Linked DNA regions of Homo sapiens: region 2 is linked to region 1. The links are chromatin loops, found by intact Hi-C in ENCODE. Cell type or tissue: PC-9. All regions are shown on one strand. Each heading gives the region's core, and the rest is flanking DNA. Links, peaks and the distances in the headings are about the cores only.

The links. A loop is a pair of places that touch in the nucleus more often than their neighbours do. Peaks named below come from ENCODE experiments on the same cell type or tissue, not always from the same donor. Only the 100,000 strongest peaks of a DNase experiment are listed, where the experiment ranks them.
Region 2: a loop joins it to region 1, with 12 times the contacts of the local background. A loop is called at or near these places in 2 of 110 quality-filtered maps.

The regions. Positions count from the first base shown.
Region 1 is chr3:114,546,302-114,556,051 of GRCh38, forward strand. All of the region lies in intron 6 of ZBTB20 (zinc finger and BTB domain containing 20), which reads right to left. Among named protein-coding and RNA genes, the nearest start is that of ZBTB20-AS5, 98 kb to the left of the region's middle. In PC-9, for the core only: no CTCF peak of the experiment used is centred there; a DNase peak (open chromatin) is centred at 5,880; H3K4me3 peaks cover 335 bases; H3K27ac peaks cover 1,289 bases.
Region 2 is chr3:114,701,852-114,711,601 of GRCh38, forward strand. All of the region lies in intron 5 of ZBTB20 (zinc finger and BTB domain containing 20), which reads right to left. Among named protein-coding and RNA genes, the nearest start is that of MIR4796, 37 kb to the right of the region's middle. In PC-9, for the core only: no CTCF peak of the experiment used is centred there; DNase peaks (open chromatin) are centred at 4,930 and 6,690; H3K27ac peaks cover 2,817 bases.

The DNA of each region.
Region 1 (9,750 bases), core at 3,053-8,052:
ATAACAACATTTGGCAAACTTCCTCTACCGAATGGTGGACCTGGCCCACTACCTCTGAAAACTATTGCCTGGCCAGGCAACATAGGTCCTTTGACTTTCTTTACATGGTAGAACACATCTGAGACCTTCCAATCAAACACCCAGGAGGAGTCCTGAGTGCTTTACCTGTTCCTCAAGCATTCTGAAGGTTCTAGTCTGGACTAGTGGGTTATGGATATATGGATATGCAGTGAGTCCTTCCTTTTGCAACATACACCTTTTTTTTTTTTTTTTAATCCAGACTGGAGAATTCAAATGCCTTGTTAATATCTAGTGGTCACCTTTGGCATGAAGAAGTCAGCAAACATTTACTGAAAAAGTTGCACGTGGAGAATTCTGTATCATAATTAAGGAGATGCCCTCCACTCCCTGAAGATGTTTATAATTCTTGCTGGGAATGAGGGAAAAACAAAACCTATACAGGCAAAACTGCACAGCACTTATAGACCAACACAAAAGTGTGTACACACAGTGTACAAAGACTTAAGCAGAGCAAATAGGGTTAAAAAAAGAATTTGGAAGAAAGTAATGGATATACATTTTCCAAGGTGAGAGAGAAGAATACCATAGAGTGGAGAAAGCATAAACAAAGGCATGGAAATGGGAACTGGAAAGCCCACCAACTTGGCTAACATAGAGAAAGCAGAGCAGTAAAGAGTAGGGGGTAACTACAGGGGCATGGGGATGCATGAGGAACCAGTTTGTAAAGATTACCAATGCTAAGCCAAAGCTCTTGTTCATTCCATTCCAGGGAAACAGAAGTTGATGGAGACCTTGGAGTTGGGAAAGAAAAGGAGGCCAAGAAGGATAACTGGTAGTAGAGTGGCCTTACAGCTAGATGAGGAATTCGGATTCTAGTCTTCAGGTAGAAAAGCAGCAGTATAAAATCCAAGGCCAAGAAATGAGACATAGAAAATTATGTGTGGGAGCAGGTATCCTAGATGCTTAAAAAAATTGTTTTGTGAAGATAGTTTGAAGGAAGGGTGGCCTATTCAAGCGGTTCAGAAAGGAGATAAGGGGCCACTTGGTCTAGTGTCAGCCCTTGAAAATAAATAAAAGAAAGAGGCTGAATGAAGAGATATTACTGGGTGAGAACTGGCAGAATTTAGTGACTGACTGAATGGTAATGAAGGGCAAAAGAAGAAAAGATTTAAAAATGATCGTAGTGCTGGGGCCTCAGGAAAGGGTCCTATGGACAGTAATTGAAAAAGAAAACTGGTGGCTAGAGCAGAAGATGCTCTGGTCAGTGGTAGAGCATCCCAATGATTAAGGGGTGTATGCATGTGAATGCATGTGTGTTACTATAGGCACACAGATTTAGGAGTAATACCTCCTTTGCCCTAATGTTACATAACAGCTTACAATTTTCTTTCAATTGAAATCTTTATTTCAAGTATTTATTAAGTGCATACTAGGTGTAAAGTTTACAATAAGACTTGTGCAAGGTTTACAATAAGAAAACATAAAAAAGTTCTATTACTGAACAGAAACTAGTTTAAACTTTACTGCAACATTTTTTAAAGAGTGTATTTTCATTTTTATATTAATTTTCTATTATTTGTAATTCTTAGGCCACTGACATAACAGTGCTTTCATTAGTGCTAGATATGCCACCTTGACACAATTTAAAAATCAATAATTTTTCTTAGTGTACTTGGATATCTTCCTTTTCCTAAATAGTGGTTATGCATTTGGATGAAGCCAGTGAATAAGATGGCTTTTGGTTTAAATTTGCACCCAGATCAGTCCTGATAGAAGGCCATGTGTTTCTCTGTAAGAGACACATGTGCATGTGCATATTCTCTGCCTCACTCAGATTAGCCTTATGGCCATGGTATCAGAACTGCAAATAGTTATATTGTGGATTCTTTCTTGTTTGTGGGTGACAGGAGAAAGGAAAACTCACACTTTTTTTGAACAAAGCACCATGTAGATATCCAACTGAAGTGGGCTCTGTTCATCCTCAATTCAGGTGTGATGAAAACCTACAGGGAGTTGACCTTCAGTACTGACCTTTTACATTATCTCATTTCTCTCATGCAACTTCTGTCTAAGGATGGGAAGAGACCTAAGAGATCTATTAGTCTCAGAATTACATTCATCTACAGGTGTGCCAAAAGGATATCAAGTTTTAAAAACACAACTGCACTATTTCTTTTGTTTTTCTTTTTATTTTCTTTTTTTTTTTTTCTTTTTGAGACAGAGTCTCACTGTGTTGCTCAGGCTGGAATGCAGTCGCATGATCTCAGCTCACTGCAACCTCTGCCTCTTGGGTTCAAGTGATTCTTCTGCCTCAGCCTCCCAAGTAGCTGTGATTACAGGTGTGCATCACCATGCCCAGGTAATTTTTGTATTTTTAGTAGAGACGGGGTTTCGCCATATTGGCCAGGCTGGTCTCAAATGCCTGGCCTCAAGTGATCCACCTGCCTCAGCCTCCTAAAGTGCTGGGATTACATGCGTGAGCCACCACACTTGGCCTATGACTGGACTGTTTCTTAACATTAATATAAAGCAAAGGTTGCATAAACAATGGATGTAGGAAGCTCATTCCTTCATAATTATTAAGAACTGAAAAGGTACATTGAAGAAAACTAGCCATGAATAAGAAAATAACTTCTTCACAGTGGTTAAAGAGAAAAGGTACTGAAAAAAGTAAACAAACATATGAAAGCCTCTTAATATACTAAGGTATTACTATATATATTTCTGACCTTTGGCTACTGAGAAAATGTGAAAGATGACAATTCTATAGCTATTCTATATAACGGCAGATGCTCCTCTTATTCCAGGAAACAAAATCCTTTTATGACATTTCACTAAATATCTAATCAAAGAGTATTTTATGTGCTCATTTCAGATAGTCTCATTCACTTGCCCTTATAACTTTAAATGAGTTCTTTTCTTAAGCAGGCCAGCTTGTATATTATTTATGATAAAATACTTTCTTTAAGATGGATTCAGTGTTAATTTTGTACTATATGACTTAGTACAGTGGGACAATTACATATAACACTTCTTCTATCAGCCCTATGTTTCTATGTTCTTTATTAAGATATTATCAAAGTAATAGCAAAATTCTGTTAAATGTTCAATGTATATCTTTACTGCTAATTTTTTTTCAACATGGTAATATTACTGGTACCACAGTGACTCCTCATATCTTGAATATATGCAGTACAATTCATTCTCTACTAGCATCAATTTCTTTTTGTAAACAGAAATTTGGCTTTAACACAGCAATTTCCACCAAACTATATAAGTGCTAATGATGACCAATTTAGGACATAAACAGTTTACTACTGTCCTTTGAGCCTCTCTCTTTTTTCATTTCTCTAATCATCACACTAAGGATTTTTTTTCTAGAAAGCTATGGGCAGAGTTGATTTCACAGAGTTACAAGTTGACCTTTTTCTTTTTTTTTTTTTTTTGACTGATGCTGTTAATAGAGTTTTGGTGACTCTATCAGTTAAGAGGTATACCTTGTACCTGACATTTTACTTGCTTGAGCAACTGGCCCCAACTAACTGATTTTTAATATTTTGCTTTTCTGTTTCCTCAATTTTCCTTCCATAAAATATTTTTTCTACTTCTATATAACTTCTTTTTTATTTTTTTGAGATGGAGCCTTGCTCTGTGGCCCAGGTTGGAGTGCAGTGGCGCGATCTCAGCTCACTGCAAGCTCCACCTCCTGGGTTCATGCCATTCTCCTGCCTCAGCCTCCTGAGCAGCTGGGACTACAGGTGCCCGCCACCATGCCTAGCTAATTTTTTTGTATTTTTAGTAGAGATGGGGTTTCACCGTGTTAGCCAGGATGGTCTCAATCTCCTGATCTTGCGATCCGCCTGCCTTGGCCTCCCAAAGTGCTGGAATTACAGGCATGAGCCACTGTGCCCACCCTATAACTTCTTTATTTATTTTTTCTTCCCTTATCAAATTCCATCTCATTTTTCTTACGCAATTAAAATATTTCCTCACTACAGTTTGGGTCAGCGGTCAGTCATATTTACATCACTTTTTCCATAGTTTGGTTGATGATGTGCATAGAGTATATGCACTAGCCAAACTGATCCACATTCACTGTGGATAGGCTGAAGTCCAAATTGTAAGCTGATTTGTCAACAGCTTTGAGTAAGCCTGATGCCAGACAATATTTTAATTCTTCAGTGATATTTCCTCTTCACTTATGAAGGAAGCCTTGAAGATGGCAAGTTAATAAGTGCATTGTTTTAACTCTGTAAATAATGCTTTTTGGGGGGTTGTCTTTAAAGATTCTCATTTACTTTTTATAAAGAAAGTTATAATTTCTTATTTTCTGGTTCCATTCTTGATCTCTTTATTTTCCTTCAGTTTGTGGATTTGCTCTACTTTTAAAAACTCATAACTTATGAGTAATTTTACAGATCCCAAGATATAGTTTGTTTGTTTTTTGAGACAGGGTCTCACTCTGTCACCCACGCTGGAGTGCAGTGGCGTGATCTCTGCTCACTGCAACCTCTGCCTCCTGGGTTCAAGCGATTCTCGTGCCTCAGCGTCCCGAGTAGCTGTGATTACAGGTATGTGCCACCATGTCCATCTAATTTTTGTATTTTTAGCAGAGACGGGGTTTTGCCATGTTGGCCAGGCTTGTGTTGAACTCCTGGCCACAAAGGATCGGCCCAGCTCAGCCTCCCAAAGTGCTGGAATTATACACATAAGCCACCACAACTGGCCAAAATAAATTTTTTTAAAGAGGATACTGAGCATCTGAAACAAGGGGGGTTTGTAGACTCACAAGGATTAAAAATTATTTCGATTGTCTTTAAATCGATTGTTTTTTAATCGATTAAAAATATATTCGATTGAATATAGTGATGCATTTATCAGTCTATCATTCTGTAAATAGTATGGAAAATTCTGGAAAAAAATTCCTGTTCACAATAAAAGAGATTCAATTTGCGTAACGATATTTACTGTGTGCCTACTGTGTCCTGTCCTAAGACACAGTATTAAAGTTCTTTCACTTAAAGAGTTCATACCTAGCAGAGGGATTAGACAAATTTATAGACAATTATGCAAATTAAGTAATAAGCTTTACAAAAGAAGTGCACAAAAATTTATTGTGGGCGGGTGGTATATACAAGTCAATGACTTTCGTTGCATGGGAGAGCTAAAGAGAAGTAAGCAATAAGGGCCTCAGAAAGTTAGAGGCATTTGGGATGAGCCTTTGAGGATAGGTAATATTTGATATATGGAAATGAAGATAGAGATATACATAAGCAACAAAGTGAAGAATGATAGATTGGAAGTGGGCTATTCAGGAAAAAATGCTTTTCTTTGGAAACCATGGATAATATTTCAGCTTCTATTCTTATAAATTAGTCTCAGCAAAGTTGCCACTTATCATATGTTCAATATGAAGTATTTTCCTTGCCTATAAGAAACACTACAAGGATGTGAGTAGAGGTGAAACATAGAGTAGACGTGTCCCAATTGTACCCCAGATGTGTTTGTAAACTTCTAGGTATGGTTTCCAAAGAAATAAAGCTCACAGAACTTTTATTAAGAACACTTTTATTTCTATAAATAAATGGAAACTCATCTTCAGCTAAAAATATAGTGGCGGCTCACATCTATAATCCCAGCACTCTGGGAAGCCCATGTGGGGGGATCACTTGAGGCCAGGAGTGTGAGACCAGCCTGGACAGCATAGTAAGACTCCTTCTCTACAAAATATTATTTTAAAACATTATTTGGGCATGGTTGCTCATGTCTATAATCTCAGCTACTCAGGGGGTGAGGTGGGAGGATCATTTAGCCCAGAAGGTGGAGGCTGCAGTGAGTCATGATTTGTCATTGCACTCCAGCCTGGGTGACGGAGCGAGACCTTGTCTCTAAACAAAACAAAACAAAACTTGGAAATTCTAGATATCCAGGTATTTATTCACTACCACATAGCTTAACTGTATTTCCTTATTATTTTGTCTCTAGCTGAAGTTCTCTGGAATGGTCATGAAGAGAGAAAACATCAAAGATTAGGAAATCTATCCCAAAAAGATCACAAAATCAAGGACAGTGACACCTTTTTGAGCTTTTTACTTGACTCTTCCTGTTTTTTTTTTTTTCCACTTCCCTTAGTCATTCACTAATCAGTTCTGCTTTAGAACCATTAAAATAATAGAAAAGTTACAGAAACTTGGTAAAATGTTTCTCTGGCCTATTTCCAAACCGCCCAAAATTAATGGGAAATGGTTAAAGTCAAAAAAGCTTTTTCTCTGACATGGATTTCTAAACAATATAATTATGGTTCACTCCATGGTTATGAGCTTTGGGAGCTCCCACAAAAAAGTCTTTGCTGCAGATGTGGCCACTGGCTGCTATACCAGGCAATTTGATTCATGTTTGTTGTTGTTAAAAAAATATATAAAACTCTCTTATGTTGGATTAAGAGGCTTTTAAGAGGAAGCTAGACAGAAAGGCCAGGTCTCTCTCTATTTGCTCATTCATGACAAAGGTGGAAGCTTCAAATTTGTGATACATGTGAAGAAGGTGTCTGTTACTTCGTGTTACATTTTTGCCTTCAGAATTATTGTTTTCAATCATTCTATTTTATATAAATGCACAAAAAATAAGTCCAAGCTAAACTAGTGATGCTGGGTCACTCCAAGAAGTGTCCTCAATATAGCTTCACAAATTTACCCTTTTCTCTCCAAATCCACGTTTATTTCTTGAGACAGTTATATGATGTTTTGCCAAGAAAGCAACTGGGAGCAATGCCTTATGTTTAACTGGGCTTTTAGATTTGAGAAGCAATCCAATCCAAGACTTCATGATAAGACTTCCACAGCAATTGGATATTAGTGACATATAAGGACCTTAAGAACTCCACCATTTTATACTCTATATAAATGTATGATGTGGTACACAAAGTATTAATCAATACTTCATGAGCATAGTAGCTCTGTTTATACCAATTTCTAGCAATGTACATTAGGCAATTTTGTAGAAAAAATATAATAATTGAAAGTATAATTTAACTTCCACTCCATGAACACTTAGCCTCTTCATACCATCCTCTTCCAAGCATTTCTTTGGTCCTTGGAAAATCAGTGAAAAATCTGAAAAATTGGGATTTTGTGTTTGATTATATGTACATTTACTACAAGTATACTGGGCTTTCCTTTTCTGATGCTATAGAGATGAACTATAGCTTTCCTAACTCAGTCTTATTATTAGCCAGGTCCAGTTTATATTAGTTAAAATGAACATCATAAATTTACAGTATAACTTATCTGGTACATTCCTTCTATTGTAGTTTGAAAATGTGCCATTCAGGACTGAAATGACTTAAACATAATCAGATTTTATTTCTAGAGAAGTAAAGTCTATACTTCTATAATTCTGTGAACCCATCAGCAATTAACTTTGTCCCAGTAGAATTAATATAGTGTTCAAGTTCAGGATTGAGTAGATGAGAAGAGGAAGGAACAATAAAACTCATTCACTCCCATGCTAGGTTCTGCAAAATAGCTTCCATATTCCCATAATGTGATATTTATCTTCCTTATAATAGCACATTTAAAGTCAGTAACCCTAAAAATCTCCTACATAAAGGTTTGCATCTTTCCCCTTAAAAATGTACAGATGAGCTTGTGATAAAGAGATGATGTCTCCTGCCAAATTGTAATATCATATAGACCAGTTCCAGGCAAAGTATTGAAGAAGCAGTCAAAACTTCATATACCTATCTATCCTTGTCAGCCTCACGTATTCATGGATGGGGTCACAGCTTATCCCTTTATTCTTTTTGGTTAGAAAGTCTTTCCAGATGAGGTCATCATTTTCATTACTCTGTTTCTTCCTCTCTCACTAGAGTGTCTTTCTAAAGGAAACCAAGGACCACTTCAGTGAAATATTGAAGGCAGGGGAGGCCCTAAATGATTAAAAGAAACAAAGCTTTCCCATAGCACGTGTCCTTTTCTTTGTAAGGAGATGAGGTAATATATAATCTTCCCACGTTACTACCACAAGGGCATTTTGTGGCAGGGAGAGATGGATTTCTGGGAGTGAAATCCAACTGCAAAGCAAGGGCTATTTTCAGAAGGGCTTATCTTCAATATCCTCATTTCAGAATTGGTCTCTTTGCTCAGAGCAATACCTTGGGCAACACTGAGAACTCCCATCTCTAAGGTAAGAATAAAAGTTATTTCCTCATTGATGGAATATCTGATGAAGAAAAAGGAAGACAAAAAACAATAAATTATTCTCATAAAAGGTGATGCATATGAATAAATGTCAAATCCTTCTAGTATTTCTCATGTGGCTTGTACACAAGACTTCTATTTGATCTTTGGCTCTGCAGTTTCTACCACTAGATGACCCACATGTGTAATCTGGATAGGCAGCTAGTTTGCTTACATATAAATTAAATAGCCTCAAGTGTCAGCAGATCTCTGTATCTTTTTAATATCCCCCAAACTGCTTCAAGTAGGAACAGCTACAAAGAACCTTACCAAAGGACATGGAATTCACACTTGCCAAAGAAATCACTGCACGTGTAAATTAGAAACTAATCATCACTTCCTCTCTGGTTACAGTGGCAGCTTTGCCTCATAGTTTATGTTGAAATATACATTTTTATGAAATATTTCTCACTGTAGTCAGCATCAATTTAGGAGTATCAAACACTAATTCCCAGCTCCAGCATACCAGAAAACTAGAGACAGAGAAGTGCAGACAAAGGGAATTGACAAAGGCCTGGACTTTTCTTATACTTGAAGAAGCTAATTGTATTTGTAAATTTCTGGTTAAAAACCTGACAATTATCAGATCTGCCACTGCAAGGCTATTCCTCAATTTCTTCATCATATATTTTTCCCTAAAGTCTCTCAGAGAAGTAAAGGGCTTCTAGAGATGAAAATGAACTTGACAATCACGTTGCAACTCAAACTGATCTTGATTCTTTTCGTCACTTTTTAATTTATTGCAGATGGTGTAAATGGGATGTTTACTGGTTGGCAGGTAATGAGTCTTGTTGTAGATAATAGTGATGGACAGAATCTCACGCCTGTCGACATCCCAGCATCTCAGCAGCTATATATGGTTATCATCCATTGCTTTGAAGCACATATAATATTGTGACAGGATGCACAATATTTCCCCCATAGAAACGATGATTGGTACACCTGAATCTCACTAGTTCACATGTCATTTGTCCTGATTCCATCCTCACTGTCCACATGAGTAGACATTCTAAGATGTGATCTAATGGAAAATGTAATCTGTTTAAACATCCAAACACTCCTCTTCCAAGGTATCACCATTTATCACAACTGTCAGTGCCCCTGTGGAAGAGTAATGACCCTCAGGCATGGGATAATGCTCCATAGAGGCCTTATGAATGCCACTGTGAAACACAGAAATTGACCAGTTTTCAGTTGGGCTGGTATGTGCATCATGAAAGATCTGCACTTACTCACTAAATTACAAGTGGCTGTTTACCCTTTATACAATAAAGTCTAGGTTGGGAAGCCACAGACCCTGCTGACTTCAATTGTCCCAAACATGTGAGTACTAGATTTGGACCTGCCTTTGAAATGGACTTAAGCAGCTTGAAACTGGAAGTTGGATCACAGTCATTCAAAAATACATTGGGAGATAACATAGGTGTCATTGCCTTCCACTTTTTTGCCTTTTTAAAAAATCCTCTCTATCAATGGAGGATAACAACATCTC
Region 2 (9,750 bases), core at 2,201-7,200, 150 kb after region 1:
CTTGGCTCTGATAAATCCCTGTTTATTCATATGCAAATATCCAAATGCATATTTGGAAAATGTTTTGTCTTAGATAAGAAAATGCACAATCTCCTAGAAACCTTTAAATGAGACCAGACATTTGAATGTTTACAAAAATTCCTTTGAAGATTTATATTAGGAGAAAGTTTTAAAACATAATGCATAAAAAAAAATCAGATGATTGGCTAGGCATGGTGACTATCGTCACCATGGGAGTCGCTTTGGGAGGCTGAGGTGGGTGCATGGCTTGAGCCCAGGAGTTTGAGACCAGCCTAGACAACATGGTGGAACCCCATCTCTACAAAACACAGTGAAAAAAAAATTAGCAGGCATGGTGGCACGTGCCTATAGTCCCAGCTACTCTGGAGGCTGAGGCTGAGGCTGAGGATTGATTGAGCCCAGGAGACCGAGGCTGCAGTGAGCCATGATCGTGCTACTGCACTCCAGTCTGAGCGAGAGAACGAGACCCTGTCTCAAACCCTCCACCCCCAAAAATCAGATGATTAATACAACATTAACATTTCAATCTGGATGTGTGTGTTTGTGTGTGTGTGTCTATGTGCATATAAACCTATAAATATACACATACACAGATGAATTTTTTTGTCTTTGTCAAAATTTCTGGTAATTATTATAAAGTATTTGACAAAAGCTAAACAGTAAATATGTTACACCAGGAGAAAAGGAAACAAAGAACAAGAAAAGAGGAGTATGTGTATGTACATACTTCCCTCAGAAATCTAATCCTAAAACATTTTTTAAGCTAAATGGGACATAGTGCTTTAGTCTAAATTGTGTGTGTGTGTGTGTGTGTGTGTATGTAAAGATAAAGGACTTTTACTATGTTATTTTGGCAAGTGATTATTTTTCTAAAATCTTTGCTGAATCGTTTTATGTAGATATACTATAATACTCTTGAATAAATAAATACTTGTTCAAGTTAACCTTAGAGCTCATCAGGTAAATAACAGAATTTAAAAAAGAATCTGTAGTCTGAAACACTGTAGAGTATGCCAACTTTACACATTACATTAAGTATTCGTTCAAAATAATTTATAAATTGAAAAGTATACTCCATTTTATTCAAACAATGCAATTTTTTAAATGAATCTTACACAAATTTGTGTGTGTGTGTGTGTGTTAGAGAGAGTGTGTGTGTGATCCTCAAGACCACTGAGTCATTCTTTAAAAATATTTTAAAATCATAATTTGGTGAAGAACTTAACAACAAAGTAACTGAAGCCAGATTTGAGAGAAGAAGAATGAACAGTTCTTCAGGAAGCACCAATTCATTCCTTAACATTCAATAAGTCTTTATTGCTTCGCCCTTCCCTCCTTTTTTTCCTCTAGTCTAAACTCTGATTTGGAGCAGAAGTTAGGAGGAACACGTATTCTGGTCCCTCTTCTCTCATCCCTGTAAGGAAAAGCAATGGTAGACTAATGACAGAAAAAGCAATTGCAACAACTTTGGCAGTTTTGTGGTACTGGGAAAAAGCAGGCTTTGTATTTGTACATTTCAAGGAATTTCTTCAAATTTTAGCTTCTTTGAATGTTCCTACAACAAGCTGAAGGGGAGATAAGATCTGCTAGGGAAATAGATGAGGTTTAGAGAGGGAAAATGGAGGGACTACTTTTTTTTTATTCAAATAGCATTCAAACACATGAGCAAGATATAACTTGCAACATTAAAAAGTAAATTAGCTAGCTAAAAATAACTCACAATACCCTTCTCACTAAAACAAAATAAAATAAAGCAAAAACTCACAACCAATTATTTTGACTGGTAAAAACAGACAGTGATATGAAAGTAACAGATGGAAGCCCAGTTTTACTCACACAACACACTCACTAAAGACAATTGCAAGTGTCCCCATGACAATAACTTAACAATGGTCACTTTAGCCTGAGATATCTCCTTTAGGTGAGTTTCCTTAAAGACTTCAGAGGGGCTTGTAGAAAATACTGTAGAACGAAACCAACTCATTTGTCTATATGTAGAAATAGGCAAGAGTTGCAAATCACAGCCTGTGGACGAAAGGGATCCAGGTGTCACATTTGCCAAATCTTTTTGCAAGACTGGAATAGATATTCTTTTCTTATTTATTTTTTGTTGTATGGCAGTATTTTTAGGAGTGGTGACATTTCTGTACTTTTAAAAACACAACACTACACAGCACCTAAAAACTTTCCTAAATCAAATAATTAACAGTAATAAATCTTCCTGCTAATTTCTCCTCAAAGTTGAAAGAAAGGTTATTTTCTTACCTCACACTGAGCCTTCTGATATGACAGTGTCATTCAGTCAATAATTTCAATGTCAGTTACTGATTTCTAACTCTTTTATTACAAAGACTTCAAGCAATAATGAAATGGTGCTGATCTGCTTGCTTTCACTCTATATAACGTCTATATTTATATGCTTATGCTTCTATTTGGATCTATATTTATCTGCTTTATCTGCCTACAGTGCATCTGTTTCTCATACACACAGACATATATTTATATATATACACACATACTGTATATATATATATAGGTTATATATAAACACACATACCCACAAAAATGTATGAATGTATGCTAGTGAGCTTACTTCAACAACCATGCAGGTGCATAAATATTCAGGCACATGACAAATATACAAAGAACATAAATGAACATGTAAACATAGTTACACAGGAAAAAGAATATCTTAACAACAGCCCTGTCTGCCATACTTGGCTGTTGGCCTTTGAGACTTATACACTGTTGAATGATATGTCATAGACTACTCTGAGAAGCAGAAAAATCTTCTGAAGGCAAAAGTATATGACTAAATCAAGATAATGAATTCTAACTCTCTCATTTTCGCAATGAGGAGTCTGAGATACTAAGGTGAACAGCAAAGATTTTACAGCTTTCTGGAGGCAGAGCTGGAAGTTTTACCCAAGTCTCTGCCTGCTAGACAAATGCTCTTTCTACTACTATGCTGAATTGAAAGGATGAAAACAATTTTTTCAAACCCAATATCATTATTTTCTAATTGCCACTCTTTCCCATTTTTCCCTTTTCTTGCTGTGTGAAATGTAAACAAACAACATTCACTCAGGGTCAGGCACTGTTCTAAATATTCTATATGTACTATACCATTTAATCTGTAAAATATCTCTATATAGTAGGTATTATTATTCAAAATCTTAGTTTAGTGAATTAAATAACTCACTCAAAGCTACACAGCTAGTAAGGAAAAGGGCTGAGCTCCCATAATACTCAAGACCCATGTTTTTCTCACTTAACTATGATGCCTTCCCTAATACATATTTGTATATAATACTAACCCTTCCCTCACCACCACAGCCTGATAGTCTTAGAAATCTAATATTTGATCTGTTTCAGAACACATAACAAGTTTAAAGGTTCTCTCAGCCTGAGGAAAAAAAATAAAGGGAAGTAGAGCAGGTATAAGTTACATCCCTAGTATGCAGCACATGCCCTATACTAGAGAACTGAAATATGCAAAATTCCCCCCCAAAATTACTCCAATGATAGTGTGATGTGATTTAAAGCCTTAATAACTTCCAGTCTATGAACATTTTATGTCTTTTGCAAAGGATTATGGCAAACTGATAATATAGAATCAGATTGGAAATAAGACCACAAGAAGGCAAAGGGAAAATAGCAAAAGGAAGAAAGACCCACACCCACTTCTTCTTCCTCTCTTGGCACAACACTTCCAAAAACAAACACCCATTAAAAACAACAAACCCAGTATCAAAATTTGGTATTTTTTTCCCCACTCAAGTGTTAGAGACAAATTCAGAAAAGAAACTAAGTCTACGTATGGTAGGTAGTTTTATACAAATCTCTTCAGATAGTAACCAGTTGTGAGCCATCCGAACACGGAGGAATTTTACACTTTGGCCAGCTAACCCAGAACCCAGCACTGGGAGATGTCATGTGGATTTGTGAAACTCCCTGGGGCATACTGCATCCATAAGCCAAAGAACAGAAATTATACTGATCCATACATGCAGCTCTTCATCTGTGCCATATTGATAATTACTCTTCATTTGTGAATTAAATCCTAGTTATAAAAACAACTTTCAGACATTTGTCACAAATGGCACATTTTACTTAACTCTTTCATAACACCATCTAGCCACGGTCTATAGGAAATGGGAGCTACCATACTCCCATATAGGTCATGATATTATAGGAAGAATATGATGTAGAGAAAGAGAGAGAGAGAGAGAGACAGACTTGAGTTTGAATCCCAGGTTTTCCATTTATTAACAATAAAGCTGTAGGCACATCACTTAAATGATTCTGAAACCTCATTTTCATCACCTGTGGAATAAAGAATAAAACCACCTATTTTGCAGGAACGTTGTGAAGATTAGAGACATCCCAGCACAAAGACCCCCTCATAAAAGGGGGCATTAAATATTAATTATTGTATATTTAAGAAGTCTATTTGTGTGTGACTTTCTCTTGTATTAATGATACATAAATCTGCTGGGAGTAACAGAAGATGTGAGGTACTTTTTATGCTTTTTTAATCAAAGACAAACTTTTTGGTGATCACATGTGTTCCATGTAAAAGTGGAAATAAAAGCATATCACAGTGTAACATTTTCAGTGGACGATTTTAAAGCACTTAATAACCCTTGACTTTTTGTGATTGCTGGCACTCTCATTTAACAGTTGGGCAAAATGGGGTTCAGAGATACATCCTCCAAATCAGTAATAATAATAAAGAAATCACCAGCAGGGGTTAGTAGAAAGTCTGTTTTTAACATCTAAATCCCACAGTGTCCAGCTAAGGAATAACTGCTGCAAGGTCACAGATACAAAAGGCCACACTTTCCCCAAAGCTCTTTGAGATTATTCACTGAGGCCAAAACATTAGGTAATGCTGTGTACATCTGCTGAGATAACAAGGGTGAGTCAGGGTTAGGTCACGGTTTCAGGTTAGAGGGGTGGGGTGAAGAGTGGCTTTCAGATCAAATGACGAGAGTAGTTTAATTTAAGCAAAGAACAAACCATACAGTATTTTAAGTAAGAGGGGAAAAAAAGGGGGTGCAACTACAGCCAAGAGAAGGTGGGTGGGAATATAGACCCTGTGGGGGTCAAATGGGTAACTGTGGCTCAAAGAGGAAACCCACCCACATTCACACACACTGAAAAGCGAACAAAAAGCCCAGGGTGCAGCATAAATCCTGCTATCCCAATAACACACACAGATGTTCCACCATTGTTTTCTTTTATGCACATTTTAATTAAGAGATCAGAATCAAGCATTAAAATGTTATTAAATGGCTTGTTTACATTTTTGCTATATGTCATTTATAATGCATTTTCTAAATGTGTGTATATCTATTCGGAAGGACTATTTGGAATTTTTACATCAGTGCTACAATTGTCCCACTAACTCACAGTCATTTTTGCTAACCAAATATGTGTCAGAAATCCTTTTCAGTTTAAGCAACTGGACAGGAGCTCTCACTCTTTAATTCTCAGTCAAGCAATTCCCTACCCCCAATCACACCTCCTTTAAGCATGACAAAGTCCACCACAGTACTTCAAGACAATAGGAAGGCCCAGGTACACTGGCAACCTTTCTGATTTTTCACAAGAGTCCCAGTTTCAAATATTCTCCCATTGTGCTCACAAGAAAATAGTCTTCATATACATGCCCGACCCTTTCCCTAGAACAGTTTTGAAAATGTCGGGAACTCAAAGCTACCACATGAAGGACCCTGACCTATGAGTGTCCCCTGGAGGGGACACAGTGGAAGAAGCGGGAACTAGTAGATTTTTTTTTCCTCCCCACAATCCATCTTCTATTTGCAGTCTACAACTTATCCCTATTTGCCTGGGCAGGAATTTGAGTTCTCTATATTATTCTGGAGTTAAAACAGGTATGCCTTTCCCGTCTCTCAGATTCCACAGATATCATGACTGATGCACACAATCCACCTGCATATGTGGATCACAAGTATCCTGTAGTCTGCTGGCACCATATAACTTAATTACTTTTAACCACAGGGCATTGTCCTAGAAGCCCACTATTTATATTGTACCTTATCAATCATGGTACTTGGAATTGCAAAGTCTCAGAAAGCAGGAATCATATCTCCTCCACGTTCAGTTCAATGCCTAATGCATTGTGAGTGTTCAGTTAGGACAAGCAAGAGAGGTAAGGTTTTTTCTTTCTTTTTGTTATTTGTTTGTTATCCAGGATAAGCAGAATGCTTGTACAGAACATGCATAAGAAAGAAACGCAATCTAATCTCACTGTCAATTTATATTCTGTAAACTGTCTCATTTGCAGCATAAATGACTACAAAAATGTTTTGGTTACTCTAAGTGTTAACCTTAAGGTAAGAGTTAAATTAAGTCTGCTATAACTGGTGGACCAGAAAGGACTCAGAGAAAAGCAACAGCATGGCTTTGAATCAAATCACTTTTGGAAGAAAACTTTAAGATGTTACCACCGAAAAAATAAAACTGGCAAAATGCTCTGGAGGGCATCTTAGCAATATGCATCAAAAATTTAAAAAATATATGAAGACTGTTGACCCAGAAATCTCACCTCTAGGAATGTATCTAAAGGAATTACTCAAAGATCTACACAAAGATTTAGAAGCAAGAATGTTTACCATGGCATTATTTATAATTGTGAAAGACTGGTAACCTTGTCTGACAATAGAGAGTTGATTAAATAAATGACAGTACATTCCTAGACTTAAATACTATGCAGTTTAAGAAATCATATTTTAGATACCACTTAATTACATGAAGAAATGTTTTTGGAATACTGTTAAGTGAAAAGGCATATAACCAACAATATATGTACAGGAAAATATATTGTTTAAGTAAATATTGCTAAGTTAAATATTGTTAACTTAAATATTGTTTAAGAAGTGATAGTTGTGTACACACAAAGTGCAAAAAGACCAGAAAACACTAGAAGTGCTTGTTTCTGGGTAGAGAAATTATAAATAATTTTTGTTTATTTGAACTTTTCCATAATAAAAGCACATTTATTTCATAGTAAAATATTACTTAAAATATTCATCTATACCAACCTTCCTTCTCTAAAGGCCTAAAAGTGACCCTCTGTAGGCACTCTTTTGTCTCTAGAAGTCTTCCTTCTCCTGTTTTTATAGATGTATGTGTTGCATTCTAAAATCTTAAGTATTTGGGACTATGTAGTTATAAAAGATACCCTACCAATTAAACAAATAAAAAATCTTATTAAATCTGTGGTTTTAATCTTAGGTTCCTGCTTAGAAAAAATACCAATTTCTCTTTAAGTCCTATATTTTGCTTTCAATTCAGCCTCCATAGTATTAATTAGTTATATTATTTAGGCCTGCAGCAGAACAGTTTCATAGTTCTTCTCATTCTCACAGTTCTTTGTAAGAGACACCACCCCTCTCATGGTTCTTACTCACCCCTACACCCACAATTGACCATAGGTAATTGTGCAAGAGACCACAAATAGAAAGAAAATGAAGGAAGCCTTAAAAGGCCAAGGTAGTTCCAAGTTATAAAACAGAGAAAGGCTGAAAATTTAGGCAGAGATGTGGAGAAAATCCGAGCCATGACACTTAAGAATGAACTGGAGTAAAGATCCATGAGCACCTGGTGCAGGGAGAGACAACTCTACCTATCAATCCAGTACATGCTACTCACACAGGACTATTAATTCTAGTAAATAACCACAGCTTTAGGAGGGGCAAATGTTCTGGAATAGGCTGCCTGTTGAAAATACAAGTGCTAGGGCCTTTCCATAACCTATAATCAGGACTTCCAGAAGTAATATCCAGGCATCTTCATTGAAAGCTCCAAATGTGATTCTGAATTATACTAGAGGTGAGAACCAATGGGCTACTGGGGAAGTTCAAATCCCTTAGCTCTAGCCAACTTTTATAAATTCATCTCCCTTAACTTCACAAACATATACACTCTGCTGATGCTAGACCGGTGTCCTTGTTCTCCATCCTTGCTCCGTCATAAAGAGAAAGCTAGTTTATGTCTTTGTACAATCTACTTATGACTTTATATCTTGAATGCCCTGACTGCTCCTTACTACCTGTTTAAATCTTCACTAATTCCAACAATGGGTTAGAGTTTCACCTTCCTATGAATTCACATTGATTTTTCCTACACATTAAACTACAGAATCTGTGTCTTCCCCTATTTCTACTCTTACATCAATATGAAACAATAATTTGTTTGTCTTACAACTCAATATGATCATAAACCATATGTGCCCTTAGAAAGTGTTCACATGGTTTTGTTGGTACCTCTTTGCAATGTATATCAGGGAATTTTAAAAAATAGCAGACTGAATTGAGACCAGTACTTGCATGTTCATCATCATATAATATGGGACATGTATATTTACCTCCAAACATTCTCAGAGTTCATTCTTCGTACCCTGTAGGCTTATGCTGTAAAGAAAATACATATGCAGAAATAAAAACAGAGTTTGAATCTCCAGTCCTAATCCTTCCTCTGAACTCCTGTCTCATGTATCCAACTGCCTACTACATCTCTTTATTTGGAAAAGAATTTCAAATTCAACATTCTCCAATACTAACTCATAATCATCTCTTTCCCAAATCTGCTCATTTCTCCATATCCCCTATAGCTCCCAACTCCATGGGATATTGCCATTTATCCAGTGGCTGGGGTGAAATGCCTGAAATTCATCACACCTGATGTCTCTCTCATGTAAAACCACATTGAGACCCTCAGCAACTTTTGTCAGCCCTACCTTCAAGTTATGCAGAGTTGAACCACTTTTCATCCCCTCCCCACTGCCATTGCCCTTTGCATAACTGGGCTACTATGATAACTACTACATGCTCTTCCTGTATCACCCTGACCCTGTAGACTGTTCTCCACAGTGTAGCCCTGGAACTCTTTTAATATGTAAATGAGATCATACATGCTTAAAAAAATCCTCTATAGCTTTCTGTCAGTCTTTATCATGGCCTGTGTGAGCTGGTCCCTACTTATCTACATGATCATTCTTACTTTGGTCCACTTGAGCCACACATTTCTTCTTGCTCTTCCTGGAAAATTTCAAGTTGTTCCTACTCCAAAGTCTTTACAATATCCATCCCCTTTCCCTAAAATGTTCTTCCTGCTGGTCACCACATGCTTAGGTTCTTCTAATAATTTAAATATTTGCTCAAATATCTTCCACTCGGTGAGACCTTTCCTACTTACCCTATTTCAAATAGCACTTTCTAAATTATATATCCCTATTTTCTACCTCCTTATTATGCATTATTTTCTTCCTAGATCTGATCATTATTTAAAATGATTTTTTTTTGTTTACATAATTATTGGCTGTCTCTCCTTCCACTATAAAATAAGTTTCATAGGAAACTTTGTTTAATTTCTCACTATATTCCCAGTAATTAGAACAATGTCTGAAACATTATAGGTACTTGATAGCTATTAAATGACTGAATGAATAAGTAGATGAATAAAGTGTTCCAGTACTTATAAATCTCATCCCAGTCACATAAACTTTAAATAGGAAATCTTTATTCTGCATGGTGCAGCGGCTTCTCTGGATTGTCCCAGAGGCCTCTATTCTTTCCATCTGACTGCACAGGCCAGTCTGGGAAACCACCTACATGCAATAGCTCACATGTCTTATAATAAACTTCTTGGGAGGAGTAAGTCAAATTAGATAGTTAACTAAAAATAGTATCTCTGAGTTTA